Regions from separate parts of the Homo sapiens genome. Here all the other regions are linked to region 2. A link is a contact called in ENCODE Hi-C or POLR2A ChIA-PET data. All regions are on one chromosome and are shown on one strand. Each heading gives the region's core, a stretch centred on a gene start or an enhancer-like site at or near the end of the contact. The rest is flanking DNA. Distances are from core to core; before and after follow the strand shown.

What was found. Hi-C counts contacts between places; a loop is a spot of excess contacts on that map. ChIA-PET counts read pairs that join two places held with the same protein, here RNA polymerase II (POLR2A). Pooled maps may share reads with other maps.
Region 1: a loop to region 2 is called in a map of naive thymus-derived CD4-positive, alpha-beta T cell, with 4 times the contacts of the local background. The contact joins the enhancer-like site here to the promoter of LINC00705 in region 2. A Hi-C loop is called at or near these places in 2 of 168 maps with a recorded cell type or tissue (endothelial cell of umbilical vein and naive thymus-derived CD4-positive, alpha-beta T cell), 1 of 37 single-sample maps with no recorded cell type and 10 of 50 pooled maps.
Region 3: a loop to region 2 is called in a map of mammary epithelial cell, with 7 times the contacts of the local background. The contact joins the enhancer-like site here to the promoter of LINC00705 in region 2. A Hi-C loop is called at or near these places in 1 of 168 maps with a recorded cell type or tissue (mammary epithelial cell), 1 of 37 single-sample maps with no recorded cell type and 11 of 50 pooled maps. POLR2A ChIA-PET finds 5 or more read pairs at or near these places in 2 of 52 experiments (MCF 10A and activated T-cell).
Region 4: a loop to region 2 is called in a map of B cell, with 8 times the contacts of the local background. The contact joins the enhancer-like site here to the promoter of LINC00705 in region 2. A Hi-C loop is called at or near these places in 7 of 168 maps with a recorded cell type or tissue (B cell, CD4-positive, alpha-beta T cell, CD4-positive, alpha-beta memory T cell and 4 more), 4 of 37 single-sample maps with no recorded cell type and 14 of 50 pooled maps. POLR2A ChIA-PET finds 5 or more read pairs at or near these places in 1 of 52 experiments (A549).
Region 5: a map of endothelial cell of umbilical vein shows a loop between it and region 2 (4-fold over the local background). The contact joins the enhancer-like site here to the promoter of LINC00705 in region 2. A Hi-C loop is called at or near these places in 1 of 168 maps with a recorded cell type or tissue (endothelial cell of umbilical vein), 3 of 37 single-sample maps with no recorded cell type and 19 of 50 pooled maps. POLR2A ChIA-PET finds 5 or more read pairs at or near these places in 2 of 52 experiments (WTC11 and activated naive CD8-positive, alpha-beta T cell).

Annotation. Positions count from the first base shown.
Region 1 is chr10:4,033,276-4,038,887 of GRCh38, reverse strand. The region is part of intron 2 of LOC107984195 (a long non-coding RNA gene); the gene reads right to left. Among named protein-coding and RNA genes, the nearest start is that of MIR6078, 45 kb to the right of the region's middle. Within about 2 kb of position 3,912, at least 12 of the 41 ENCODE cell types and tissues checked have a DNase peak (open chromatin) inside an H3K27ac peak, as active enhancers do.
Region 2 is chr10:4,652,664-4,658,568 of GRCh38, reverse strand. It overlaps LINC00705 (long intergenic non-protein coding RNA 705), which reads right to left and starts at 2,413. Exons shown (of 3, transcript NR_015425.1): 1 at 2,249-2,413. MANCR (mitotically associated long non coding RNA) reads left to right here. Exons shown (of 4, transcript NR_024475.1): 3 at 844-968.
Region 3 is chr10:3,849,565-3,855,521 of GRCh38, reverse strand. No RefSeq gene overlaps it. Among named protein-coding and RNA genes, the nearest start is that of LINC02639, 19 kb to the right of the region's middle. RefSeq lists enhancers at 2,091-3,290, 3,999-4,355. Within about 2 kb of position 3,026, at least 37 of the 41 ENCODE cell types and tissues checked have a DNase peak (open chromatin) inside an H3K27ac peak, as active enhancers do; they include mammary epithelial cell, where a contact is called at or near this core.
Region 4 is chr10:3,737,732-3,743,104 of GRCh38, reverse strand. The region is part of intron 1 of LOC105376360 (a long non-coding RNA gene); the gene reads right to left. Among named protein-coding and RNA genes, the nearest start is that of KLF6, 45 kb to the left of the region's middle. RefSeq lists enhancers at 623-762, 2,336-3,535. Within about 2 kb of position 2,549, at least 6 of the 41 ENCODE cell types and tissues checked have a DNase peak (open chromatin) inside an H3K27ac peak, as active enhancers do.
Region 5 is chr10:4,129,031-4,135,191 of GRCh38, reverse strand. No RefSeq gene overlaps it. Among named protein-coding and RNA genes, the nearest start is that of LINC00702, 110 kb to the left of the region's middle. Within about 2 kb of position 3,476, at least 8 of the 41 ENCODE cell types and tissues checked have a DNase peak (open chromatin) inside an H3K27ac peak, as active enhancers do; they include endothelial cell of umbilical vein, where a contact is called at or near this core.

The DNA of each region.
Region 1 (5,612 bases), core at 2,663-5,162, 620 kb after region 2:
ATATTTTTAGTAGAGACTGGATTTCACCATGTTGGCGAGGCTGGTCTCGAACTCCTGACCTCAGGTGATCTGCCTGCCTTGGGCTCCCAAAGTGCTGGGATTACAGGTGTGAGCCACGTGCCTGGCCTATGCTTTCAGTATTTTGTCATCTTAAAGAGGGTCCTCAAAAATGTGTGTTTCTGGCCCTACAAAATGGAATCAATCCACAGTGCAAAGTAACATTTATGACTAGGTACTGGTTCACTTTCAAAAAATATATGGAGAAAATGGAGTTACTTCACTCTATCTTTTTACTTTACTGTTTTATAGCTATTTAAAAATGCATTACAATTCCCCCAAATAGATTATACTGTGTTAAACTCCATTTTTTTTAAAGTGAAGGCAAAATTATTAAAGTATGGATCTCTTTAAATAAGAAAAGGAACAAAAATGAGGACATAAGACATATTTATTTCAGATAATATGCAATTTAAGAATAAAGATCTGGCAAAATAAGAGAAAAAAATACTTCCCAAGTGGTTATGGTTGGAGGGATATGGATGTTAGACTCAATGAAAAAAAAAAGAAAAAGGAGAGATGAGAAGCCTTTTTCAATCCCCTCAGAGCCAAACCGAATCTTTCCAATCATCCTCACCTTGGGAGGATGGGCTGTCTGCCCCTGGCCAGAACCACAGTAGTGCGGATGTGGGACACACCACAATACTAACACGAGGCATTTGAAGACTAGCTGGGCCACTTTCATGTGAAGTCGGATTGAAGTCTCTGGTTGATAGAAGAGTTATATCTAGATAGAATGGTTTTTGTGGATGATGCCATAGAATTTAGCTACATGGTTGCTTCCCATGGGAGGGCTTTTAACAGTCATTAAAATAGTTCCATGTTGTGAATATAACAAGAATCTCTGCTTTGGTCCAAGCCAACAAATTGATTTTCACATTAAATAATAGACTGAATATAATATTTTTAGAGTGAATATGATATATTGTAGCATCACTGCTGGAACTTATCAACAAGAACACTAATGCATGTTTTTCTATAAAGATTTTTTTTCAAGTGTAATTCTCTTTTATGAGCTGCTTAACCTATCATATGCTTGAGATACGTGACACTTTATTAAATGCTTAACAGCGGAAGCATTTTAGAAAAATATCAAGTGGAGCTAAAACATAAAAAGAAAAAGAAGAGGGTGATGAGGAGAAAGAGAGGATGGAAAAAGAAGAAAGATGTGGCCGTCTCTGCAAGCTTTATAATATCACAGAGGAACTCGAGATAAAGCTCCATGAAGACAATGAGCAAACCATACATGATCAACCCACAATACAGACATTCTAGAGACTCCGATAAATGGATAACACAGCCTGTCTGTAATTCTGATTATCTGGTTTCAAAGAGAACCTAATCAACTTGTCAGCTGGTAGACTACATTTTTTAAATAATGGATGATTGATATTTTTATCTAATTCAGAAAACATTTCGAATACGTCAGCGAAATTCTGTAATACTTCAAACTTTCTCAAAGCCTACATTTTAAAAAGTTGTCAATAATAGGTTGGATGATACACTTACTGCATTCTGTTAACTATGTATTAATTGTATAAACTAATAAAAAAATTTCATCTATCTTATTAGGATAGGAATTTCAAATCAAACTGCATATTTTTATTTGCTAAATATAAAATTGTATATGTGTGTTATTGGGATCAGCCTTGTACAAATAGTAATTATAATGACAATCCAATATAGAAAAATGTAACACTTAGAGCTGCATGGGCAAAATTAAAATATTTTGCTTTCAATTTATGTATTTCCTTCACAGAAGGAATTACGAAACAATCAATAAGAATGTTTTGAGTAAAGATTACATTAAGATAAAACCTATGGAGAAATAAAATTGGAATACAAGTTCAAAGAGAAAAAGGAACAATGTCCAATTTCCTGTAATTGAAGAGCTTGTTTGTGTTTTTCTTTTAATAGGTGGTGGTCAGTATCAAATCACTTCGTTATTGACATTTCACTGACTACATTTCGTAGAACAAGTTCATAGTTTCATTTTTATCTGTCCATAGTATCCTGAAATTTGCATCATTTGCAACTATTTCAGCATATGAAGAAAAATTTTGTATGTCCGTTAAAAATGACTGAGAGTTTGCATTTTGCAAAACAACAGGATACAACAGTGACAAACATTTGGAGATCAATGTTCTAAAGCATCCTGAAACATCCTTTCTCCCACAAAATTACCTGAAAATTCACATACTTTTTATTCATTTGAATAGCTTTGTCACTTTTCTCAAAATAGTGATCAATGAGAAATTCGCTTTATTATATGTTTCTATGATGGACTATGTATTATTTTGTTGAATTAAATAACAATTCATCACCATTTTAAATGATTTTCTTTCTTGAAGCTATTATTTCTGATGAAGTTCACTTTGTTTGGATTTAGAAAATCCACTCGGAGGGAATGTTTACCTTTCCTTTAATAATATGCTTTATACACGTTTTAACAGTAATCTTACAGCATTTTACAAATATGTATTTATTTATTCATTCATTCATTTATTTAATTATTTTAGAGACAGTGTCTCTATCATCCAGGCTGGAGTGCAGTGGCAAAATCTCAACTCACTGCAACTTCCTCCTCCCAGGTTCAAGCGATTCTCCTACCTCAGCCTCCAGAGTAGCTGGGATCACAGGCGTGCACCACCACACCCCACTAATTTTTGTATTTTTAGTAGAGATCAGGTGTCACCATGTTGGCCGGACTAGTCTTGAACTCCTGATCTCAAGTGATCCGCTTGCCTAGGCCTCCCAAAGTGCTGGGATTATAGGAGTGAGCCACCGCGCCTGGCCTAAAAATGGCATTCTTAGCATCTAGTAATCTTACAACATTTTAACAGACACACACACACATACACACACACTTAAGGACCTTTAGCTTTTAGCACATTAGAAATATATTAGGAGTTATTTTAAATATTAGCTTCATTAGACATACAAAATAAAAGAAATAAAATTACAGTAGATAATTGAAACTTGTAGTACATAGCGCGTAGATGTAACCATCTGGACTCAAACTGGGAGGAGCAAAATATAATCTTAACTGATACGTTCTGTTCTGAACAGATGTTTCCAACCCCACATGGAGGATGTGAATCTCTTAAAATAACACATTTCCAGGAGCAACATTAGAATTATCAGCAACACATTGCTGCTCACTAACCCTAAAGAAAGAGTAAATACAGACAGAATTTCATAAGTGCCTTCAAGATGGGAGAGGATTGTAATTTACTCTTCAGGATATTTTGCTATATGTGATAAGTGCCCAGTAAATATGTGTAAATGCAGCTGTACCCACAATTCTGTTCAGAAGTTTCCATATCCTGAAACTAAGGCAGGTCATGTGTGCATGTGGGTATGTGCTAACCATTCTAAATCAAAGGCGTGTCACCCCTGCCGAAGCCCTCGCTGTCAAGAACTCTCAGCATTCCTTCTCTCGGTTGAAATCCGGGACTAACGTTTCCTCTATTCAGAAACATTCAGTTCTTTCTTGCCCGTGCATGGCTAAGTGATCTTGTCCTTCAGATGAGATCCTGCATCCAGCTCCTTTGCCTGCATGTAACTTTTTCTTGCTTCCGGTGTGACGAATAAACCAGCAGTCATCTTGCTTTTAACCATCACCCAGAGTATTTAAAAGGGAAAAGTGGGAGGCGTCAAAAAAACAGGGGGACATGAAAGACATAGGACAAAAGTAATCATGGATAAAGACTTCCATCTGCTGCACGTGAAACAGTGTCTGTTTACTCTGGACTTTGATGGGTGCCTGTTCTCTACAGCAGGAATGAAGCAAAAAGTGAAACCATAATTCCTCCCCAGAGTGACAGCATTCTGGCCTGGGGAGCCGAAGTGTGCACATGAATCAGTCGCCGTTTCAGGCTAACATGACTGGAGAAGCAGACAGCACCTGGAGACCGGGTCTGGAAAGTGAACCCCACACTAAGTGTACTGAAGTGTGCAAGGGTCTTGGATGGAAAACTAGAATCCCTATTTTTAAAAAAAATCATGGGCATCTAAGGAAAAGAAAATACAGGCTCCAAGTTTTTGAATTAAAGGGGCTTTAGAGCCTGCTAAGCTGACTGACTTGATTCATCCAGAGGTCAGGTGATGTTAAGTGGCATGTCCACAGTGGAGACGCCAGACTCTGATAGGAACCCACTTCTTCGGATCCTTCTAACTTCCCTATGGGGTGAGGCGGGGAGTGAGGAGTTAAGATTGGGAAGCTCAGATGAAACTCTACAATCTAAAAGAGGATTCATTAAAGAATATGGGCCAAAGGGTTCAAAATCTATCACTTTCTCAAAACACAGTGATAATTTATTGCAGAAATAGGCTGAGAAAAATTAGGGTTCAAATGGAAAATCAGAGAGCATTTAGGAGAACATTAGAGGCCCAAACCAAAATGGGCTTTGTTTTGTTTAATTTGGTTATGTTTTGCAATGAGCAAAGTGCTCGGAAAAGGGCCCCATCCTTGAAGTAGGGGGAGAAAGGGCCTTGGGGAGGGTTGGAGGATAGAGGGACGAGAACAGGACGGGGGCGGCAAGGACAGGCAGGGACTCTGCCCCAGGGAGAAGCTTATTCGACGCAATTCCGCACAGTGGGCCCGGGTTGTGTGTCGACCAAGTCGCCCATCGCTCAAGAATCCTTAGTGCAGTGAGCGAGCATAGGGCCTTCAAACTGCTGTCCAGGGGACATTCCTAGTGTGAGGCCAGGCGGGTCCCAATACGAAGGAGAAGAGGGGCTCTGTGTTCCAGGAGCAGGTCTTTGGAGGAGAAAGTCCAGAGATCCTTGCGCAGTGAGAGCAGGTGCCCTTGTGCAGGGAGTCATAGGCTTGGGCTGGTCCAGAGATTTGGGGACAACCCCAGGGCCACTCATCTTTCCAAGGAGGGTCTATTTGTCTACGCCAGATCCTTAGAGCAATACTTCTGTCTCAGAACCTCTTCTCAATCCATCCGTGCTCCATCTCTAAATCTGGCAGGTGGCCCTCAGCACACATCTGCCTCCTGCCTCCCAGGCCCACCCAGCTGTGAGAATTATCCTATGCTGTGTTCCAACAGAGCCCAGGACTTCGTCCTCGTCCTGAGGTCCTGGGGCAGGAGCGCTGTCCTGGCTCCACCAGAAACCATCTGGTGTGGGTGGAAGGGGAGTTACTCGGTATTCCCAGTGGCTATTACCTCCTGTGTAAAGTCAGGGTGAATTTCTAAGCCCTTCACTAACTTTCAGTTTTGATGCTATGACTAAGAGGACCTTTGTTTTGTTTCATTTGGTTTTTCAAAATGAGTTGTGTGTGAATTTTTTTACTATGCCAGAGTCCAAGCAGAAAAGAAACCAACAGAAGGAGGATCTTCTATGACGGCTTCTTGTTAACATTTAATGCAAATAGAGACCTTCTACGAGACTCAAGACCAGGGCTGGCCCAGCCGTGGTGCATAGTGATGCTGAAGAGAAGGAGGTGGGCTCTGAACCCCTCCAACAGTTTCAGGCCTGTCTCCAAAATGTACAAGGTTGTAGCTTTGGGAAAACCACTCAGCCTTTTGACACCTCAATAATTTTAT
Region 2 (5,905 bases), core at 1,164-3,663:
GATGTTAATCGCAGGTTAGGATCTTGATAATTTCTAAAAAGACAAATGCAGCATTATTTGTAAAAGTACATACAGTCGTGTACAGCATAACAACGTTTTGTTCAACGAAGGACCACATATACCATGGTGATCCCTCAAGATTATAATGGAGCTGGCAAACTCCTGCCAACTCATCAGGCAGTCGCCACTGTAAGACTGTAGCAAAATGCATTAGTCCTGTGTTCGTGGTGATGCTTGTGTACACAGACTTACTGCACTGCCAGTCATATAAAAATACAGCACATACAATAAGGTATAGCACATAATACCTGACAATGATAATAAATGATTAGGTTACTAGTTTAATATGCTATAGTTTTTATTGTTATTTTAGATTGTACTCTTTATGTTAATATATTATTAAAAGGTCAGTTGTGAAACAGCTTCAGGCACTTCCTTCAGGAGCTATCCAGAAAAAGGCATTGTCATCATAGGAGATGCCAGCTTAATGCGTGACGTTGCCCCTGAAGACCTTCCAATGGGGCAAGAAATGTAGGTGGAAGACAGTGATAATGATCCTGACCCCGTGTAGGTGTAGGCTATTGTGTGGTTTGTGTTTTAGTTTTTAACAAAAAAGTTTAAAAATTAAAAAATTAAACAATATAAGAGCGCTTATAGAATACGGATATAAAAAGAGACAATATTTTTGTTCAGCTATACAGTGGATTTGTGTTTTCAGTGGAGTGTAATTACAAGAGTCAGAAAGTTAAAACAAAGTGAAAAGTTTATACTGTAAAAAAAGTTATAGTGGGCTAAGGTTAATTCATTATTGATGAGAGAAATTTTTTTGTACATTTTGTGTAGTCTAAGTGTACAGTGCTTGTAAAGTCTGCAGTAGCATACAGTAATGTCCAAGGCTTTCACATCCACTCACCACTCGCTCACTGACCCAGCCAGAGCAACTTCCAGTCCTGAAAGCTGCATTCATGGTGAGTGTCCTACACAGGTGCATCATTTTTATCTTTTATACCATATTTTTACTGTATCTTTTCTATGTTTAGATATGTAAATACCATTGTGTTACAATTGCCTACAGTATTCAGGACAATAACAGGCTGTACATGTTTGTTGCCTAGCAGCAGTAGGTGTGTAGTAGGCTCTTCTGTCTAGTTTTGTGAAAGTTCACACTATGATGTTTGCATAACAACAAAATCACCTATGGATGCGTTTCTCAGAATGTATCCCCATTGTTAAACGATGCATGGCTCTGTGTGTGTATGTGCAGGACTCTGTGTGTGTGGTATATGCATACCACATACGCACACATCCACACTATACTATGCACTCTACATATATACAACTACATAGGCAAATATAAAGCTGCATGTGCATAAATACACAAACAAACACACATACATATGTATAAAAGGTAATGTATTGATATTAATACTGACAATGTGTACTAAGCATATATTTATATACCCTTAAATGTATATTATTTTAATACATACTATATTATGTTATATACTAATACACTTTTTTAAAACTGAAAGAAATCTCGTTGCCAATTTGTGTTTCTAAATATGATGTCCATATTTTTTCTGATTTTATTACTATAGCTGTGATCACGTCATGTAACTTAATTTTGATGATGTTTCTCACAGTATAGTTTGAGGGTATCCAGCCTCAGATTATCTGAGGATGTAGCTCAAGATTTCCTAATTTTGCAAACAGCAAGCTTCCCAGGAGATTCTTAGATTCCTGCTAACAAAAGGCGGAGACTCACTGGACAGTTACTGAAGATAGACAGTAGGGGGCGGAAGGGCCCACGCTTCTTTGATATTGGTGGCTTTGGTTTTTCAGTGACGGGGGACACTTTGACTTCAGGTATGTTCTGCATTTAGAATTTTCAAATGAACGTTTCTTGTCTGTTCCCTTCTTTTTTCTGCCTCCAAACATAATGTCTATCATTGTAAAAGTAATAAAAAATCACTGAACAAAATTTGGAAAATACCAAATGAATAACAATAGAAATAAAGTAAAAAAAGAACCACTCAAATTCCCATCATCAAGAAATAAACATTCTGATAATATTTAATTTTATTTTCCTATATATATTGTGTGTGTGTATATATGTATGTGTATATATATACATATATTCAAAATGTATTATAACACAAAATGTATAAAATATATAATAGTATAAACAAAATTATATTATATATGTCATTTTCATGTCATATGTCAGATATAGCATATTAATACATACCCAGTTTTCTAAAATGCTGATCTCTTTGAAATATTCAATTATCAATTGTGTTTCTTTCCTCACTGAAGTTCCTTTTTACGACTTTTGGTAGTGAAGAGATAAAGTTCATTACAAAACATGCCAGGCTTAAGCAATTTTCCAAAGGGATTAACGAATTGCAGTGGCCGCAGGCTATGTAAAAATTTTTAAAAGGTGGTGTCTCTCATATTCTTCAGCATAACTTGGGTCACAGAAACCCAGGCATAAAAATTCATTGTGAACTCATATTCTACCATGGCCTGACACTGGTAAGTTATTTTGTTGCAAAAGCCTTAAGCAATTTGAGATGTCGAAGCACGTTTTCAAGAGTTAGCACATCTCCATTGTCTATAAACTGCATGCATATTTTATGCCTAAAAAATATTTCATCTTCTGATTTTCTAGCTTTCTTCTGCAGGTTGTTTTTTTTTTTTTAGAATATTTTTCAATCATTTTAATTCTCTATTGTAAAACTTGGAAATCTCTACTTATGGACTGCCAAGAACAGTCTGAAATTAAATCAATTTACTCTCACTCTTAGTGAATATTTTGGGAGTGCTAGGTATTGAATGTGTCCCCCAAAAGTTCATGTGTTAGAAATGTAATCCTTCTGCCCCTATGATGAGATGAATGGATGAATGAGGGCTCTGTTCTCATGACGGGATGAATGTTGCTGTCCCAGGAGTGGGTTTATTATCACAGCAGCGTTATTCTTGTGCCTGTGAGCTCTCCCTGGCTCCCTTGCTCCCACTCTGAGCATGTGATGCCCTCTGCCATGAGGTGAGGCAGCAAGAAGGCCCTCACAGATGCCGGCACTGTGGACTTCCAGCCTCTAGAACTATGAGCTAAATAAACTTTTTAATATAAATTACCTAGTTTGTCATCTTTTGTTACCAATAAGAAAAGGCAATAAGACCGGGAGGTTCTATTATGATGTCATTCATGGGAAAATGGTAGACAGGACAGAATCTTTGCTGGCTCCCTAGATACTGCCTTGGAATGTTACTCTTGGAAAACAGTGGCTACAGAGTGATGCCTTTCTCCATAACTTTAATTTACCTTAAGAAAAGCTTTGAGTGCTACTGAGTCGGGAATGAAAAACCTAGAGAATGTTCTGTCCTGTGGGAGCAAGGAGTATAGTTAGTCCCTGTATTACTACCCAAAGGGGCATGAGGCTTCACCCTCCTTGGGCTCCCTAGGGACTTATAATGCCTTCCTGTAATTATCGGGCCAGTTAATTTAATACTAATCCACTTAATTCAGTTAACATCAGATTTGTCCTAGGGATCTTGTTACATCCTTTTGTATACTAAAAGAGAAAAAGAAAAAAAAAAAGATTTGCTTCTCTTTCAATATTCCTGGGAAGTTGGATATCCACATGGAAAAGGCAGATCTCTAGTTCACAACAGATAAAAAATAAATTTTACTCAATGTGAAATTAAATGTAAAAAATAAAACTTCAACATTGTAGAAGAAAATATAGAAAAAGCTCTTTAGGTCTGTGAAGGAGAAAAGAATTATCGAAATCAGGCCATAAAGAAAAAGTACAAGTCATAAAGGCAATAAATATACAAATAGAGTTTAACCTCTGAAACACTTGACCGAATGTTCTGAGGTAAAAACAACAAACCAGCCATTGAAGGGAAGAACAGATTGACAGTGCATATAACACAGAAAGAAGTAGTAATCAAACTATTTAAAATTGCCTAATAAATCAAAAAGAAAAGACCAAAAAAGGAAAAAAAAAAACATTGAAGGATAAGAATAAGCAATTGACAGAAGAAGAATTTGTAATGGTCAATAAAGAGATGTAGTAATTTTTAAATTATAATAAACAATGGAAATAAACAGAATGCCCATTAGCAGGATAGGTGAATATACATATTTTTGTACGGTCATAAACTGGAGCGTATTATTCCCTAGATTTTTGTATTTCTGAAATTGTTTATTAAAATAGTCTTAGTCTCTCTAACAATTTAAACAAAGCCACTAAAAGGACCTGGTGCTATATTGTAAATTAAAATTTACATGCCAATGGAAAGAATTGAATTAAGCATAGTTCAGTTTGCATTTTTTTGAAGCAATGTATTTTTAAAGACAAAATAACTGAACTAAGATAACAATTTATATAAAAGAAAATGGCTGTTTCTGCTAAATAGCCTGTTGCATTTGAAATCTTTGCTATCTCTGTGGAGACCAGGAGCAATCTAAATGGAAATAAAGTAACTTTATAATTGTAAATGTGTATTTGAGTGAAAGCTAACTTTAGGGAATAGTAGAGAGTAAACTGGGTATTCACAGGTAAAGAGAGATAATTTCTAGAACAAAAAATGTCAGCCAGAAGAAATGGGCCAAATATTAGTGTCCTCGTTTGGATTTTAATGAAGTTGTCAAATTTATGGGCTATGATAACTTATAATGGGCAAAAGAATGTTAAGTAGTCTAGATGGGAGAGGGCAGAAATTACAACAACAAAAAAATTCAGACACCAAATGATGACACAATCTTCCAAATTATAAATCTGATCTCATTTTTATTCAGTGACATTTGATATCTCTCAACTTTCCACACTTTAATATATTCAGTAGTAAATTTGATAGGATTGAAAAAAATGACACTATAATTCCAAAGTCTTTTGCATAGATCATTTCTGAGAATCTGTGCCTAACCTAACCTCATTTCCAGAAACTTCTCAAGCTGCCCCATGTCTCAGGTGAGTAGAATGGAAAAAAAGACGCGATTAACTGCTCTAATATTTTATTTAAATTTAATATAAGCATTTGCCATTAGTTTACAAGTAAATGCTTTAATACGTCAAGATTCGTAGAGAAGATTCTGAATCTTGAATTTTGTCGATGACTCAGTGTTATGGAAAATCTAGAACAGCAGGGTCCCACCTCATGGTGACAAGAGATGGAATGTCCTAATCGTTTAATTATTGGTTGTAAAACCTATCCCTTGCAAAAACAGGGAGGCTTTTACGACGGCATTGTGTCTGCCTGCTAGCGCCCCAGGCAGCTTCGCAGAGCTTCCCAGTGCTGATGAGATGGTGGAGACTGCTTTTGTGATGATTTTCCAGAGTTTGTTTATTCATTTGTTCAAATAACATTGACTATGTGGAAATGATTATTTGGTGCCATTAAGAGATTGATTGTGTCTCATTCTTAAAAGTTATAGACTTTATAAACAAATGTTATCATTATATTAAATACTAATTTAAAATACAATAACAATTACATTATAATAAATACTATAAAAAAATAGAAAAATTATACATCTTGTCAGTCCAATCAACTGTAAAATAATATTACATGAGATACTGCCATAATACTTTTCAAGTTTCAAAATTGAAATCGATTAAACCTGTTTGAAAACCTATATACATGCGTTAAGCAAGATGCTACAGCTTATTTCTCTACTAGCTGGCTGTGACTTTCCCTTTCGTTTTCCCTATTTACTCTATTAGTGAGGAGCCCCTTATCTCGTATTTTAGGTCCACATTTGTACATAGTTCACAACAGGAATTAGTAAATAAAAGCTGCTGACAGCAGTACTTTAATTTCCCCCTGAAGCTCATTCATCTGGGAGGTAGCCAGCCTCTGTTACACCACAAAGACCTGGCTTCAAGCTTCCCGCCTT
Region 3 (5,957 bases), core at 1,777-4,276, 800 kb after region 2:
GTGAGAACACAGTGGGAAAGCAGCCATCCCCAAGCCAGGAGCAGAGTCCTCACCCAAAACCCACCACACTGGTACCCTGTTCTCAGATTTCCAGTTTCAGAAGTGGGAGAAACAACTGTCTGTTGTTTAAGCCACCTGTCTCAGGTATTTTGTTATAACAGCCCAAACCGATTAAGACACTAAGACCCAGGAGACTGGGTTCTGACTTGCTAGTCTCTGGCTGTGTGAATCTGGTCAAATCACCCTAGTTCACCAGCTCATATAGCTTTTCTCATCTGTTAAAGAATAGACTCTCTTTATCAGAAGGTTGCTACGAGAACTCAAGGCAATGATGCTAGAAGTTGTGTAGCACACTGCTCAGCAGGTCATAAATGGCAGTTGTAGTTATCAGCCTCTCCGACTTTAAATGTAGGTGGCTCTGGAGAAAAAGAAGCCTCAGCATCAGCACCACACAGATCATCTGAGTCCTAGAGCCCAACCAGCCTTGGAGGCCACATGGTACGAAACAGCAGCCAGACACCAAGGTACTTGGTACCAAGACAATACTCCTGATCTCCATCATGAACCAATCTATGCCTTATGGGTGAGCTCCCATGAACCCGAGGAGGAACCACGGATGTGAGCTGGCTCGTGCACCTTGTCCATTCCCTGCCTGAGAGGCCTCTTCTGAGTGCCCAGGTGAGGCTGCACAAGCCTCTGGGGTACTTCCTTCACATTCCTTTCCCTTTTCAATATCTACAGGCATTTATGCTCCAGGCATCTGTAATCCCAATGCTTTGGGTGGCTGAGGCAGGAGGATCACTTGAGGCTAGGAGTTTGAGACCACCCTGGGCAACATAGTGAGAACTTGTCTCTACTAAAAAAAAAAAAAAAAAATGTAGCTGGGAGTGGTGGTGTGCACCTTTAGTCCCAGCTATCTGGGAGGCTGAGACAAGAGAATCGCTTGAGCCTGGGAGGTCAATGCTGCAGTAAGCCGTGATTCCACCACTGCACTCCAACCTAGGTGACAGAGTGAGATCCTATCTATGTCAAAACAAAGCCAAAAAGCCTTTATACATCTCTTGGTTTTCAAATGAACGCTTATATAAAAGCCTGCTGTATAAAGCAGATCTAAGTAGACCTGCCCAGTTTATGCACAGATCAGTGAGGGACAGAGCGGGGAACCGGGTGGCTGGGAGGAAAACATGGGCACGTGCACCTTCAGTCCTAGCTGCTGTCCGGGCTGGTGAAGGATAAGGCGAGGCTGAGACTCTCAGACTCCGAATACAAACAGTATCATCCGGTTTCTGATTTGTTAGGGTGAAAAGGGAGAAATACAATGTGACCAGTCTATTCTGGGCCCACAATGTATTAGCAATTACCTCCCAACCACCACCCTGCAACATAGTATTCAGATTAAATTTCCCTGGGAGAACAGACTGCAAGGCATGGAAAGCACCTTTTACAAAATTAGGGACCTGTGGATTTCCAGAAGCTAAAAATGATAACGGGCTTTTATTAGGAACCCAACAGGGGGCCATAACCACTCCTAAAAAACCTTATTAGATGCAGCCCACACAGGCATTCTGCAAGGAGATCTCCGTCCCCAGGGCATATTCCTTTCCCAGGAGTGGAGTGGACGGTGCTAGGACCCAACAGCACACATGTGCAAAGTGTTTGGCCAGTGTTCTGGAACGCAGCCTGTGGCTCTTCAATAAAACTTTCCTCAGAGCAAACAAGCAGGCTCTAGAGGTAATCACACATAGTCTCTTATTCCCATTAGCAACCCCAAACAAGCAAGTGGCCTTACCCAAATAGTAGAGAAGCCTAGGTTATTTTTAAATCTGCTCAGTTGAGTGTGTTTCAGAATTTGTGATTTCCTAACAACAAAAAGCTTGGTACCACTGTTGAAATGACAGGAGAATTCCGAAGCAGGCGGAGCAAGGAGAGAGAGAGGCAACCTAGGGCAAGGCTCGCATTACAGATGAAGGCAAAGAAGGAAGCCCTATGTAGAGGAGACTCTTTCTGTCTTTGGAAAGTCTGATGAAAATCGGGTCTAGAAAACCAGCTATGACTTTGGAGATGAACAGAGGAATGCATTAGGCGGCTTTTCTCTCAACGTATTTGGCTTCCTGTATATTTAAAAATAAATGTCTTCCAAACTAGCTTCGAGGACTGCATCCACGAAAGCAGCCTGGCTGCAAAGCCCAGGAGGTCGCAGCAAGTCAGGGAGGTGGAGGCCTCTTGGTTTTCCATCATATTTCTCTGGAGGCTTCAGGTGCTCCAGGAGGGCACCGCCTGCTGAGTCGGTTCAAGTCAACACGACACAGCTGGAAACCCCACAGCCTGGGCAGTTGAGCCGCCGCTGTGTGGTGGGAACACTGCACCCCCTCTGAGCTCCCGCCACCCAGCCTTCCCAAGCCACGCTGCCACCCTCCTGCAGACCTGGGTGAAGAGGGGCAAGAGGCTGTCCTACAGAGATGCTGAGGGTGACAGCTGCAGAATCACCAAACCTTGCTTGGCTGAAAACAAACGTGAATTCCACATTTTAATAAAACAGAAATTTTAATCTTCTGGACACCTGATGATACAAGTCAACCTATTTCTTCTGAATCGCATCTGAAACCAGGAGTTATCACATATTTCAAGATAAAACCGGACCGGGCTTTAAATGTATGATATTATTTCATAATAAAATTTACTTTTTAATATACCTAATAACTGAAAACCTAATGCTACAGTCCGCCATGCTTTAAAGAGACTCACGTAATGACCTGAAGGAAAATTTCCCTCTGAGATAGTCATTTCTTGGACAACTCCTTTCATCTGTAAAGGAGGAAATGAGTCAGCTTTACTAAGCGTTATCTCATGATTGGTGTTTTGTTATTCAGTAGGCAGAGAACACATTTTGTTACCTATAAAGCCTGTTATTACCAAGGGTACAGGTCACTACTGAAACCTCCTCTTCAAACAACTACAGGTACTGTTGTCAAAGATCTTAACAGACTCTGATTGGAAAAGCGCCTGGCTGGTCACAGGACTGCATGACTCACCGCTCTGTTCAGCATTAGCTAAACACAAAGCTGAAAGAACAGAATCAGCTTCATGATGTCATTTCTTCTCTATGTGTCTTTAACATCGCTGAGATATGTTAGAGGTTGTTGAGTAATACACGAAGCTTTCAAATAAGAAGAATGTGTCTGAGATACTTAGAGTAAGAACACATTTCAGGGTTATGTTTGAATATAAACATAATACATGCTCCAGGAATTCAGGGTTTGTGTTATTTGTTGATACAAAGTGTTCCGCAAGGTTTTAGAGCATATACACTAATCACCTAGGTTGGTTAAAGTTTAACTCAACTGAAATATTTTGGACTTAAAGAACCACTTAAGATATCAAGTTCTCAGAACTGATTGAAAAGAAAGAGCTCTCATCTACAGTTACCTGAAACATACCAAAAATTTCCCTGCAAAGATCATAAATGTTTCAGAATCAAGGAGAAATATGAATACTGTTTCCATATAGGTGGTGGGATACATTAGTACCTTTCTCTCTTCTTTCTATTCTTTACATATATTTAAGGAGCAGCCATTGCTTTTCTAGTTTAAAAAAAAAGTAGAAAAAAAAGTTTTTCGTTTTTCTCAGTTAGCTCTCTATGGTGAAAAACTCAAAAGCCAAAATGATGGACTCAGTAAGTTGACAGCCACCTTAAATCTGTGTTGACACCTTTCTTTGTAATGTCAGCAAAACTGTGTGACTGAAGATGAGATCACTGTTTACCTAGCTCTGCTATTGGTCTGAAACGAGCAAGTGTGAAAGAAATTCCCATATTTATCTGTTGGTGTAACCCTTGCAGCAATCTCTCCTAAGAAGTTGAATCACTCATTTTGGTAAGACCCAGCCAAAGATGAAGAAAGTATATTTAATCCAGCTGATGAGACGACTTACTTGGGCCAGATTTAGTTGGAAAGTTGCATGCTGGGGCAGGGTAGGGAGTGTTTCATTTGGGAAACGTTTGGTATCATGTGAAAAAGTTATGTTTCTTTCAAATTGAGCAAATCACTATTTAACTTCCTTTTTCCAGCCTTGCCTGTTTGCTTCTGGGAGGCCTTAAGAAAATATAGAAGATGTGTCAGACTCAAAAGAGGAAGTTAAGAGTCTGAAATGAGATGCCACATTCCCCTTCCTTACTCCTAAGTAATATAGCTTGTTTGTTAAGAAACTTGCTTCTATACACATTGTCCAACTTGTTCTGTGAAAGTTGTAGCGTTCAAATAATGGGTAATTTGTCACTAAGTTGTACTTTCATGGAAATATCACTTGAGCAATAACTTTCTAATCTTTTTTTTTTGGAGACAGGATCTCACTCTGTCACCCGGACTGGAGTACAGCGGCACCATCTTGGCTTACTGCAGCCGTGACCTTCTGGGCTCTGGCAATACTCCCACCTCAGCCTCCCTAGGAGCTGGGGCTACAGGCACATGCCACCACGCCCAGCTAATTTTTGTAGAGATGGGGTCTCACCAACTTTCCAGGGCTGATCTGGAACTTCTGAGCTCAAGTGATCCACCCACCCTGGCCTCCCAAAGTGCTGGTATTACAGGCATCAGCCACCACGCCCCGCCAAGCAAGAACTTTTGCCCTCTCAGTCCTCCACGATCAGACGGAGTTCTGAGTCACTTTTATGCCCCCTTCACACAACTTCACGCCGACTGTTTTTCCTCGAGATACAGCCTCTGCTCCGTGCCCTGACTCAATGCCAGCTCCTAACTTGCAGTTGTGTTCCTTGCTGTGACATCCTATATGCTGAATGTCCATGGAGAAGTGTGGCTCACTTTAACCCGACTAATTTCTAAAAAATAAGTCATCACAACCAAAGATGGGCATCATGTTAAAAGACAGCTTTCAACACAATCCATGTAGCCCTGAGGGTAATACAAGGTACACCAGGTACCAGGTATACCAGGTGTTTCCCATGTGTGCTTCCAGACAGATTCCAACAGTCAGTCATGACCAGACAAATATGTTTCCGATAAGGACATAGGCTTGAGATCACTCTGAAAAGCAAGGAAAGTTGTACCACAGCATGTTTATATCAACTGATCTTGGACTTGGGACAGTTTAAAAGAGATGAAAACAACAGAGTAACTTCATTTTTTCTTGCAACTCATTCAAAATGTATGAATTTTGCAACTTTTTTTTTTTTTTTTTTTTGAGACGGAGTCTCACTCTGTCGCCCAGGTTGGAGTGCAGCGGTCTTATCTCGGCTCACTGCAAGCTCCGCCTCCCGGTTGACATCATTCTCCTGCCTCAGCCTCCCAAGTAGCAGGGACTACAGGCACCTGCCACCATGCCTGGCTAATTTTTTTGTATTTTTAGTAGAGTTGGGGTTTCACCATGTTAGCCAGGATGGTCTGCAGAATTATTTTTATGCAGAATTTTATATAGGCTACAAAAGGCCTTCGCAGGATTAGAGGCATTCCTCCTCTCTAGCTGCCCAATCAGTCTTGGTCACCCCAGCCCCTCTCTCTGCTGCCCCCCACTTCACCCCGTCAATGGCGAGTCCCTTTCTTACTCCTCCAAGGTCCACTGTGTGCACAAAGCATCTTCCCATATTCAGATCTGTTTCCAGTCAAACAGGTGACAAATTCATTCCAATGAAATTATCTGTGACCGTTCACCTCTCCCACATGCACCAACGTCTTAAGCCAGAGAAGCAATACTTGTTTGACTTGAGTGAGTAATAAATGATCATTATAAATGGAAGAGAGAGGGTCTTCCCGCAGCCCTAGAAGTTTAAACACAGAATTTTCCAGCTGCTTCTGCCACTTGAATGCCATGTATATATATTTTGCTGAATAAAAACCAGGCCAATTATTTTTTCAGATTAGTAATTTTACCTATATATGAAATGCCTTACAAATGTGTAACATTTAAATTGCAGGTACTATACATTCAATTTTCTTTCATCAAGT
Region 4 (5,373 bases), core at 1,300-3,799, 920 kb after region 2:
GGACATGTAAACAACAACTGCATTGCTTGTCTTCAAGGACACACACACGCATATAAACACACACATATATACACACACACGTATATATACACATATACATATATATGCTCTCTATGCATGTATAGATGCAAATACATAAAATGTGCATGCATGTGTGCATGTGTGTGTGCATGTGTGTGTGTGTGTGTGTGTAGTCCTTGTCTTCAAGGTCCATATGTATATATTTCTTGTCTTCAAGGACACACACACACACATGCATATATATGACAAAAAATGTATATATGAAACTTGAAGGCAAAAAAATAGCAGGAGTTAGAGCAAAATAAACTTGGAAAAACAGAAATTATAAAATAAATGAAACAAGAATATTGTTTAAAGCTAAATAATATGAGCCTTTAAACCAAAAGGCCCACAAAATACCAAACAATTCAAATTAAAAAAGAATTGTATTTAAACACTTGCTTGTGAATGTTATGTAATCAAGGTTAAATGGAGTAACAAAAGTGTTACTATACACACACGCACACATACATGGACTACACACACACACATACATGAACACACACATGTATATGTATATGTATATATAGAGATTAACGGAAGTGGCTGCTGAGATTATGAGGACCTAGAAGTCTCACAATCTGCTGTCTGCAAGCTGCAGAGCCAGGAATGCTGGTGGTGTGGCTCAGTCCCAAGTCCCAAGTTCAAATCTGAAGACCTAAGAACCAGAAGCTCCCAACGTGAGGGCAGGAGAAGATGGATGTCCTGGCTACAACACAGAAAGAAAATTCACCCTTCCGCTACATTTTTTGTACTGTTTGGGCTCTGAAAGTGAAACTGCCTTTGCAAAATTATGACTGAGACAGTGAAAAAGATCCAACTTAACCAATTTCATCTTGCCTCTAACCTCCAAGCTGTCCTTGTTCATTCTTGTCATAGGCTGAACTAACTTTGGGAGAAACTTAGTTCATAGTTTACAGTTTAAAACAAAGACAATAACAGCCCTTTCCCAAAACAAACCTCCTTCTTGCCTGGGAACTAGGCTACTAACATTAGCCACAAGATTAGTAATTACGGTTTAGGAGTCATGCAGCTGGAGGCTACGAGATTCTGAACCTCTTTAAACTGCTTCTAAAATCCGTGCTTGAGATGTTTTGTAGACCCTGCACTTGATGAAGCAGCTGGCACCACACAGATGGATAAACTGGCCCATCTGATCTTGTGACCCCCACCCAGGAGCTAACTCAGCCCAAGAAGACAGTGATGCTCCATGATTTCATCTCCAACCCAACCAATCAGCACTCCCCAACTCACTGCCCCTCCCCACCCACCAAATTATCTTCAAAAACTCTGATCTCCAAATGTTCGGGGAGACTGATTTGAGTAATAATAAAACTCCAGCTTCCACACAGCTGGCTCTGTGTGAACTACTCTTTCTCCATTGCATTTCCCCTGTCTTGATAAATCGGTTCTGTCTAAGCAGCGAACAAGGTGAACCCGCTGGGAGGTTACAAAAGAACTGGATTATGCCCACATTGGCGAGGGTGGGTCTTCTTTACCTCCATTCACCAATTCAAAAATCAATCCCATCAAGTCAAATGAAATGCAAATCTCTTCCAAAAACACACCTGGGAATGGACTTTTACCAGCTATCTGGGCATCCCTTTGCCCAGTCAAGTTGACATAAAATTAACTATCAAAAAAGTCTTTCTGAAAAGTGGATTAGCCGGGCACAGTGGCTCACACCTGTAATCCCAGCACTTTGGGAGGCCGACGTGGGCAGATCGCAAGGTCAGGAGATCGAGACCAACCTGACTGACACGGGGAAACCCTGTTTCTACTAAAAATACAAAAAATTAGCTAGGTGTGTTGTTGGGTGCCTATAGTCCCAGCTACTCGGGAGGCTGAGGCAGGAGAATGACCTGAACCGGGGAGGTGGAGCTTGCAGTGAGCCGAGGTCGTGCCACTGCAGTCCAGCCTGGGGCACCTGGGGCAACAGAGTGAGACTCCATCTCAAAAAAAAAAAAAAAAGAAAGAAAAGTGGATTAAAGATCTTAATTTTACCAATCAAGTAAAAATATACATTGCAATATAAAATATTATTTTGTGAATCTTTTTCTGAAGATTTAAAAATTATCCAATAAATATGTTTAATCTAGATTTTATTATAACAAAAACCACTATGTCTGCTGATTGGTCAAATTCAAGACCTGTACAATAAGGATCACTAAAATATGAGCTGGCGGAGGACAGGGTTTTGGCTGCATTCTTACAGCTGTATCTGTGGCACCACGGACAGGTTTGATTTCAGTGGGTGACTTGGCACTTAGTAAACACATTCGCTGACTGAGTTGAATACTTAATTATGTGTCAGCCTCTGGATTTAACACACACTCTCTTGCCCAAATTTCACAACTGCCCTATGTAATAGACATTACTCTGCATTCCTAATACTGAGAAAACAGAGGTATTAAGGGCTTGAGTAACTTGCTGCAATTCTCCAGTTAGTGAGTGATAAAGTCAGAATGCGAATCTTTACCTAAATGCCTCCCTTGATGACCAACCTGTGAAACAGCTACTGATATCTCATGTGTACTGAAGATGAGGTTTCCTGGCTCAGCTGATAAGTCAAGTGTTTTTGGTAGGGACCTACACAATGGGATGATTCAGCTTTTATGGACTCTGCTCCTTTAGTCTATTCTGAAGGGTTATATAATGGATTTTTCTCTTTTACTAATGTGTATCATTTTATTAGTGTTTGAAGTCTTGTAAAAAGTAATATCTGAAGGATGTAAGACAGCAAGTGAGAAAGAAACAGCTCAGAAGAGACTGAGTAATGCTGAGTAATGTTACCTGAACTTCCTGCTCTGCTGGGGTTCCTCTCATACCATATGAGTGGGTAAAGGGTGAAACGAAAATCTTATCTCAACATCCTTCCCCTGTGGATGACAAACTTTGATATTTATTTTATCATCGATATCAGTGAGTCCATATTTATAAAGCGAGGAGCTCTTACAGGAAAGCATTTGTCAAATACCTAATTACAAAATATATTGACCTTCATATTCTAAGTCAAGTGATATATTTTGTATCATTTTCTGCAGAATTATGATAAAGCACAGTGTGTATAAAGTCAAGTTACCCATTATTCTAGCACTGTTTAGTGTTTATATGACACATGCCAAACATGAGAATAACCCCCGTTTGAAAATGTATTTTTTTGGTTACTTACAGCTACCTTATTTTTTTCTTCTTCTTTTTTTTTTTTTTTCTTTGAGATGGAGTCTTGCTCTGTCACCCAGGTTGGAGTGCAGTGGCACGATCTAGGCTCACTGCAAGCTCTGCCTCCCGGGTTCACTCCATTCTCCTGCCTCAGCCTCCCGAGGAGCTGGGACTACAGGCATCCGCCGCCACGCCCGGCTAATTTTTTGTATTTTTAGTAGAGGCAGGGTTTCACCGTGTTAGCCAGGATGGTCTCCATCTCCTGACCTCGTGATCTGCCCACCTCGGCCTCCCAAAGTGCTGGGATTACAGGCATGAGCCACCGTGCCCGGTCTATTTTTTTCTTCTTATAATACATGTGCATTGTAGTACATTTGAGAAACACAGAAAGGAACAAAATTTTAAAAAAATAAAAATTATTTGAAAACTTGCCATGCCCATATTGTGTCTATGAATGTTTTGCTCTATTTCTTCCTATGCCTATATGTCTATTTTAATAGGATACAATTTAGGTGATGACTTTTTTTCCTCTTAGCATTAAATCACTGGTAGTGTCTGATTTTGCTTTATCATTTCCAGATAGTAGTAGCAAAATCCATAGGGGCTGGATTCAAATAGTTACTCTGTTTAGACATTTTGTCACATAAGAGTCTTATAGTTTTCTCTTATCCTCAGTTTTCTCATGTGACTAATCATGGTCACAATATTAATTCACAGGTTTGTTGAGAGAATCAAATGAACTCATGCATGGTGAAACTTTTGATATAACGTATGACTCAAACTAAATGTTCAATAACAAGTTACTATGTAAAAAACACTTAGAAATCATTCTAATGATTGCACAATAGTTCATTATATTGATATACTTTATTTATTTAGATATTCTTTTCTTTTTAAATTTTTTTTTTCAATTTGAAAGAATTCTGGAAAAACAACAGTCTTGAGTCAATATTCTGATTATATCCTTAAGATAGATCAACAGGAATGGAATCACTATGTAAAACACTGTCATCTTTTAAGGATAGTGAAAGGAATTTGAAAATTGTTTTTAAGAAAGGCTGTAGCCAATTATACTGGCATCAGGATGCCTGTTTCACCACAACCCCAAGGTGCCAATTAAACTATGTTTTCTTAGAAAGTAATCAACATTCTTACAGAGAAATTAGACAGTGTGGATGAGAACAAGAAGAAAATAAACATCTCACAATTCATAATCACACATGAAGACTATTGCTTTTTTGTTATACACATTCTGATTCTTCCTTGCATATGTAAGAATTTTTATTCTTTAACACCATTTTATTAAAAATCTGTACCAAATAATTATATTACTTTTACTTATTTATTCTAGAAGCATTTATTTTTAGTAATAAAGGAATAACTATCTTTTTTCACATAATAAATACATCTAAGGGCATAGCACATGATTATTAAAGGAAAAATAGTCCACATAGATTAACAGAGAAAAAATTAAAATAATATAAAATTCTGCCACTCCAGAGTAACCTCTTTGCTGTGTATACTTTTATGTATTTTTTTAACTATATATTATATACAGTTGACCCTTGAACAATGCAAGCGTTATAGGCACTGACCTCTCGCACAGTTAAATATTCATGTAGGGTTTGGCTGTGTCCCCACCGAAATCTCATTTTGAATTGTATCCTGGTGGGACATAATTTAAATCATTGGGGTGGTTTCCCCCATACTGTCCTCATGATAGTGAATAAGTCTCATGAGATCTGATGGGCTTATCAGGGGTTTCTGCTTTTGCTTCTCTCTCATCTTCTCTTGCCAGCACCAAGTAAGAAGTGCCTTTCACCTCCCGTTGTGATTCTGAGGCCTCCCCAGCCACATGAAACTGTAAGTCCAATTAAACCTCTTTTTCTTCCCAGTCTCAAGTATGTCTTTATCAGCAGGGTGAAAACGGACGAATACAATTCACATATGACTTTTGACTCCCCTAAAATTTAACTACTGATAGCTGACTCCTGACAGGAAGCCTTACTGATAGCATGAACAGCTGATTAACATATAAATAAGACTAGTATCTACATATAGTTTATGTATTCATGGCATACCTTTTTCTTAATTTTTTCAGGATTTCTAGGCTAAGCAGCTCATCTGTAAGGTTTTTCAAATTGTTACAAT
Region 5 (6,161 bases), core at 2,227-4,726, 520 kb after region 2:
GTTTCATGGCTAATTCTCACTCCTCATATAAAGGAGTTGCTATGCCTTCTTAGCTGAAGCACTGCTCTCATTTAGCTTCTAGGACACTGCCCAGGTCTGCCCCTTTTCCCCTGAACTCATTGATCCCATCTCCTTGGGCTTCTCTGCTTTTTCCTGCTCTTGTTCCCAGCCTCTTGCTTGCTGGTGCCTCAAGGTGTGAGCCTTCTTCAGCCCTTTGCCATCTATGCTCTGGCCCCTCAAGATCACATCTAGCCTCATGCATTCTTTAAGAACATCCACATGCAAATGGTGCTCAGATTTCATCCCCAGCTCAGATTTCTTTCCTGGAGCTGGACGTGCTCATTAACTCTAGTCCGTTTGCCTGCCTGGTTTTCTGATAAATACCCAGCTTATTACTTCTAAAACGGAGGTGTTGTCCTCTCCCTTCTATCTGATCCTACTGTAGTACTCATCACACACTCTCCATTGATCAAAATTCTGTTCAATTCGTCCTGTAGGAAGGTTAAAACCTTATTTTCATCCTTATCTTATTTTTCTCAACTCTTGTAATCCAAACTATTGAAGGACACTTGTCTTTTCCTTCAAGATGCAGAATGAGAGCACTTACAACCTGAAGGTCTTTGTTCTGTCTGTGGCCATACCACCCTGAACGCACTGGATCTCATCTGAAGGTCTTTGCTCTCACTCAAGACATCACCATCTCCCCCTGCGTCATGTTACCTGGGCTCCAGTGTCTTAGTCCATTTCCCGTTGTTTATGACAGAATATCTGAAACTGAGAAAGTTATTTTAAAAAGGAATTTTTTTTATACATATGGAGGCTGAGAAGTCCAAAGTCTAGGGCCTTCTTAATGATGGAGATTTTACCAAAAGTTATCTCCTCAACTAGAGGTCTACACTAAGCAGTTTTTTTTTCTTCTCAAAATTCCAACCCAACCCCTCAAAACCCAACATTTAAGATACCTCTTACCCTATTTTTTTCTTAGCACTTATCATTTTCTGGAATACCATATAATTTACTTACATGTTATATTTATAATTAATTATGTAAAAAGTATCCTCCATGAGGGCTGGAATTTTTTTAAATTGATTTAACACAAGTTGGTGGACTAGTAGGTGCTCATTAACCTTTAGTGAATGAATGTGTATTCCAGGACAGAAGATAGGCTCACAGAGGAGGATTTTAACTGTACTATAATAGAGACTGCTCTGTTGTCTACCTAATTTAAGAAATAGCAGCAGCTTTCATTTAAGATGAAAATTAATGTCAAAATCCAATAAGTATTTTATTATATTAAATTATATGTGCACACAGCAGAAACACACTCAGATAAACGTTGATGAATTTTATTCAACTTTAAAATTTTGCAAGTTTAACGAAGTATTTAAGGATTGGATACAGAGATAAATAACTTAGGTTGATTCTACCTTGTGAGTAAAATGATGATTTTAGTTTTTTTAGTATGCTGGATGCTTAAGTAATTTAATTTTAGTTCTATTTTAATTGGAGTAGGTTCTGCTTGTAAATGCTACATGTTTCACTAGACAAAATAGGGGTCATTGTTTCCTTCACAAGGTCATTGAATCCATTCAGACTCAGATTCAACAACATACAATATTTCTAAACCTGTCTAAATGGTGTCCACAGGTCACATTTAAAACATTGAATTTATTGACTAGCTTTGTGAGAAAAAGTTGAGTCATTTATTTAGTTTTTTATTTCTTCAGTGATGCATTCTTTTTTGTGACCTTCTGGTCCTTTAGTCCTTGTTACTCGCTTCAACAATGTCCTTCAATAGTTTGGATTACGAGAGGTGAGAAAAATAAGATAAGGATGAAAACAAGGTTTTAACCTTCCTACAGGACTACTTGCTACACAATGATGTTTTCATTGTGTAGGTATTAAAATATATGTATTTATACACATATATAGGAATTTTATGTTCAATTAATTATTAAACTCCTTGAAGGAGTAATACGGACTACGCATCTTTGTATTTTTCCATTCCTAGAGCTTGAGATGAGTACCCAATAAAGGTATTTGTCTTTATTGATCACTTGAAAACATTTAACTCACTTCTGTCCACCTGGTCTCAAAATTTAGCACACCACTCTAACTGATATGCCATGAAGACTGGTCACAGACAAAAGTGGGACTGTGTTTTGTTGATTTCCAAAGCCATTCGCCAGGAGCGCGGCCCCAGGAGCATTTTTCTCATCATGTGAATGCCACCGTTGTCAATCCACTCCATCCACAGGCAGACAGCAGCACAGCCAAGGTCAGGTGCAATGTGAGGGGGTCCCCACAGGGGTGATATCTACACATGACCGGACCTTTCATTAGAGGAATGAAGAAATTAGAAGACACTCAAAACTTAGAAGGACTTAGAAGTAATTTTATTGAGGCTGAAACAAAAATATCCTACAATTCTAAAAACAGTAAACTAGATGACATATTTTTCTGTTGCTTTTGAACAGAAAATGGGCTACTGTGTCAAAGAAAGTACAAGATTATTAGTGTCACCAAAACACAGAAGTGGAGAAGCATTTATCATTATTGGGTGTGTGCGTGTTGGTGAAGTTTGTGTGCACGTGTGTCTGTCTCACACAATCTGCATGTGTCTGTGTTGGTGTGTCTCTGTGTATGCCTGTGTCTCTGTGTATCTGCTTGTGCCTGTGTTGGTGTGTCTGTGTGTGTGTGTGCCTGTGTCTCTGTGTATCTCCTTGTATCTGTGTTGGTGTCTGTGCGTGTGTGTGTGTGTCTCTGTATCTGCTTGTGTCTATGTTGGTGTGTGTATATGTGCCTGTGTCTCTGTGTGTCTGTGTTGGTGTGTGTCTATGTGTGTGTGTCTGTGTCTCTGCATCTGCTTGTGTCTGTGTTGGTGTGTGTGTGTGTGTCTGTGTCTCTGTGCATCTCCTTGTGTGTGTGTGTGTGTCTGTGTCTGTGTTTCTGCTTGTGTCTGTGTTGGTGTATGTCTGTGTCTGTGCCTCTGTCTCTATCTCCATGTGTGTCTGCGAGTGTGTCTGTGTGTCCTCTATCTCTGTGTTGTCTCGCTGTATATGTCTGTGAGTGTGTGTGTGTCATCTGTATCTCTGTGTTGTCTCGCTGTGTGTGTCTGTGAGTGTCTGTGTTAGTGGGTGTGCTCAATTTGATACAAGTCATTTTATTTTGTGAAGATGTAAGTACTTCACTTTTCCTTTCCCAGTATCTGCAAATTTCAACTGAGATCTAATTTTATTGCTCAAAGTGAAACTGTTCTGACTAATATCTGATGCTTGATGTTAGCTATTCTCATTCTTGGAATTATTTAAAATTCCACTGAAAGTACAAACTTAAACTGAGATTTTTTTTTTTTTTTTTTTTTTTTTTTGAGGAACTCAAACATGCAGAATTGAGATCTGAAATCTGCTGGCTGGTGCAGATTATAGCCTAAGATAGGAAGTTGGGGTTTTGGTTGCTTTAATGGAGAGGAAATGACTCATGTCAATGCTAGTATGTAATAAAGCTCCTAAATTTAGCTTTCCTTTTAGTGTAAAACCTAATATTGATATAGTAATGTGAAACTTTATTTTACTAAACTACAATTTTCTTGCTGCCTCTTCCATCTGCCAGTCAATTATTACATCTTTCATTAAGATCATGTTAAGACATATTTAGTGTACATAAAAATGTCTTGAAAATCCCAGTTGACTTCACAGTACACGCTAACTTTGGAAGCGTTGTGCAACCAACTAAGTCCAAACAAAGGGCCCTGTGTCTATTTGAATTTTGAGACAAAACACAAAGTTCTCGGGGATTAGTATCATGATTAAATATATCCCTTGACACTTACAGAAAGTGTATATATGTTTACAGACAAAAGGTGTTTCAAAAGTAGAATTACTGTTATCGTTCCCATTTCTTATTGTTATTATTTGCCAGGATGTCATAAGGTACAGTAATAGGGGATGAAAACAAATCTTCGTGTAAAAATCATAACTTTGTACTCTTACTGGAAACTGGGGGAAAAAATGAAAGAGTCCAGGTAGGGATTTATAGAGAGAGCATTTACAAATTCTTTATGGATTTTCACTAAATGTTTACTAACTGCTCTGGACACGTATGCTGAGGTCTCTTCACAACAGTGCACCTGAGAAACACAAAGATTAAGAAAATAAGAGACCATTTTTATGTCAGAGCTTTTTTGCTCTTTGTAGTAATTTAGACGACCCAACCACAACCACAGGAGACTCCAGCAGGAACTACGTAGAATGAGGCAAAGGTGCTCTCTCTTTGAGGAAGGAAGGAAGGGGTTGGTTTTATGCCTCATGGGGTCTTATTACACAATAGACTCACACATGGTCTGCAAGTTTGGGGGAAAAGCTATACATATTTAAGAGGAGAGTGGAACGCATGTGCAATGGGTGAATGTGTATGTAACATACATCCCGTGTTCACTTTGGGGCAGGGTTTCAGCATTAAAATGAGGTGGGATTAGCCCTTTATGTCAACAGATGAACTGCAGGAAACAAAAACAGTTTGTGCACAGCCTCTATAAGCTGCTGAAGCTGCCTTCAAGTCTGCCATTGTTTATCAGAAAAGAATGTTTGTAAAGCTATCAGAATGGTAGTGGTCTGGGTTGCAAATCAGAGCTTTGAGGGGTCTGATAGCAACCATTGTGAGGGAGCTTAGCGAGTGTGGTTTGTTTTGTACCTGTGTAAATTTGGAAATTTGCCACACCAGCCAGGCTCTGAACCTTTGAGACATAGGTAACTCCGTTCCCTTTAGCTTAGGGTCCATGTTTGTCGATATAGGGGTGTCTATTTCGATCTCTCATATCACAGACATGATGATATTGTGGCAGCTGTACCACATCCCTGCCACAGAAGCAGCTGTTCTATCAAGACAAGGACCTGCCATCCCTGCCGCTGCATTGGTTAGAATAAGTCAGTCACAGGTCTCACCACTCTAGAGGAGGCCACCACTCTAGGATGGGATTCCTGCGGTCGCTTCTCAGCGTCTCTCACCATCTAGACAGCACAAGTCATAGGGGCATGGAGCCCCCGATCGCAGGTCTGCAACTGAATTTTGCCCGTAGATCATTTAGTGGGAGAGTCAAAGTGCCAAAATAAACATTGTGTTACACGCAGATTCCACAATATTTATTTTTTGACTCATAATCCATTTCTTTCCTTATCGAATGATCATTATCTCATTGTAATTAACAGTTGCCAATGCTCCCACTTGTACTTTTTTTTTTCCTTGTGAAGAAAACCATCCCATAAATAGCAAGTGCAAAGTGGTAGTGCCACAGTGGAGTTACTGTTTTTTCCCCCTTCTTGTACATGAAGAAAATTTTACATCTGTAGTTGATGCCTTTACTGGCTTCTCAATTAGTGGAAACAAATTTGTCATTGCAGACAGTAGCTCCAGTGACTTGTGGCTAATGGATTCACCCTTTGAGCAGAACTTTATGATCCAAAACAGCCTATCCCACACTTGTGTTTTTCAAGCTATTGATAGGTGCACCTTGAGTGAAGGGGATGGAGGTGGGAGAGGGAGAGATGTCAGAATCAAAAAACATTGTGAAATCTTGAGATTTTGTTTGTTTTTTTTTTAAGTTAAAAAGATTTCTCAACACTTTACACTGATGTGTTTTGTGAAATGTTCAGAGGTGGATATTGCTTTCCGTATAGATTGTTCAACAAAATTTGAGGCCATTATTTTGGACTAAACTCCTGCGATCGCAACAGACCAGACAAATCATAGTGGGGTCACCCAGGCTTACCAAACCCAAACCCAAACTGAGCAGTTCTCTGCCCTCTGAGGAACCAGGAGAGAGATAGCCTAACTTCCTGAACAGGACAGGTTTAGTCTTCAATGGGCAGGATAATGAAGTTCCCTGTGTTTAAATCCTTAATCTGAAGTCACATCATGTGAACTCATCAGTTTTTCTATTGTTTCTTCTTTCTGGCCCCAGTTGTTACAGGAAAGCGATTCTGATCCAGACCCCAAGAGAGGGTTCTTGGATTTCGCGTAAGGAAGAATTCAGGGTGAGTCTGCAGTGCAAAGTAAAAGCAAGTTTATTAAGAAAGTAAAGTGGTGAAAATACGGCTACTCCACAGACAGAGTAGGACAGACCCGAAAGTAAGAGGAGGAATGTGTCCACCCTAGGTACAATA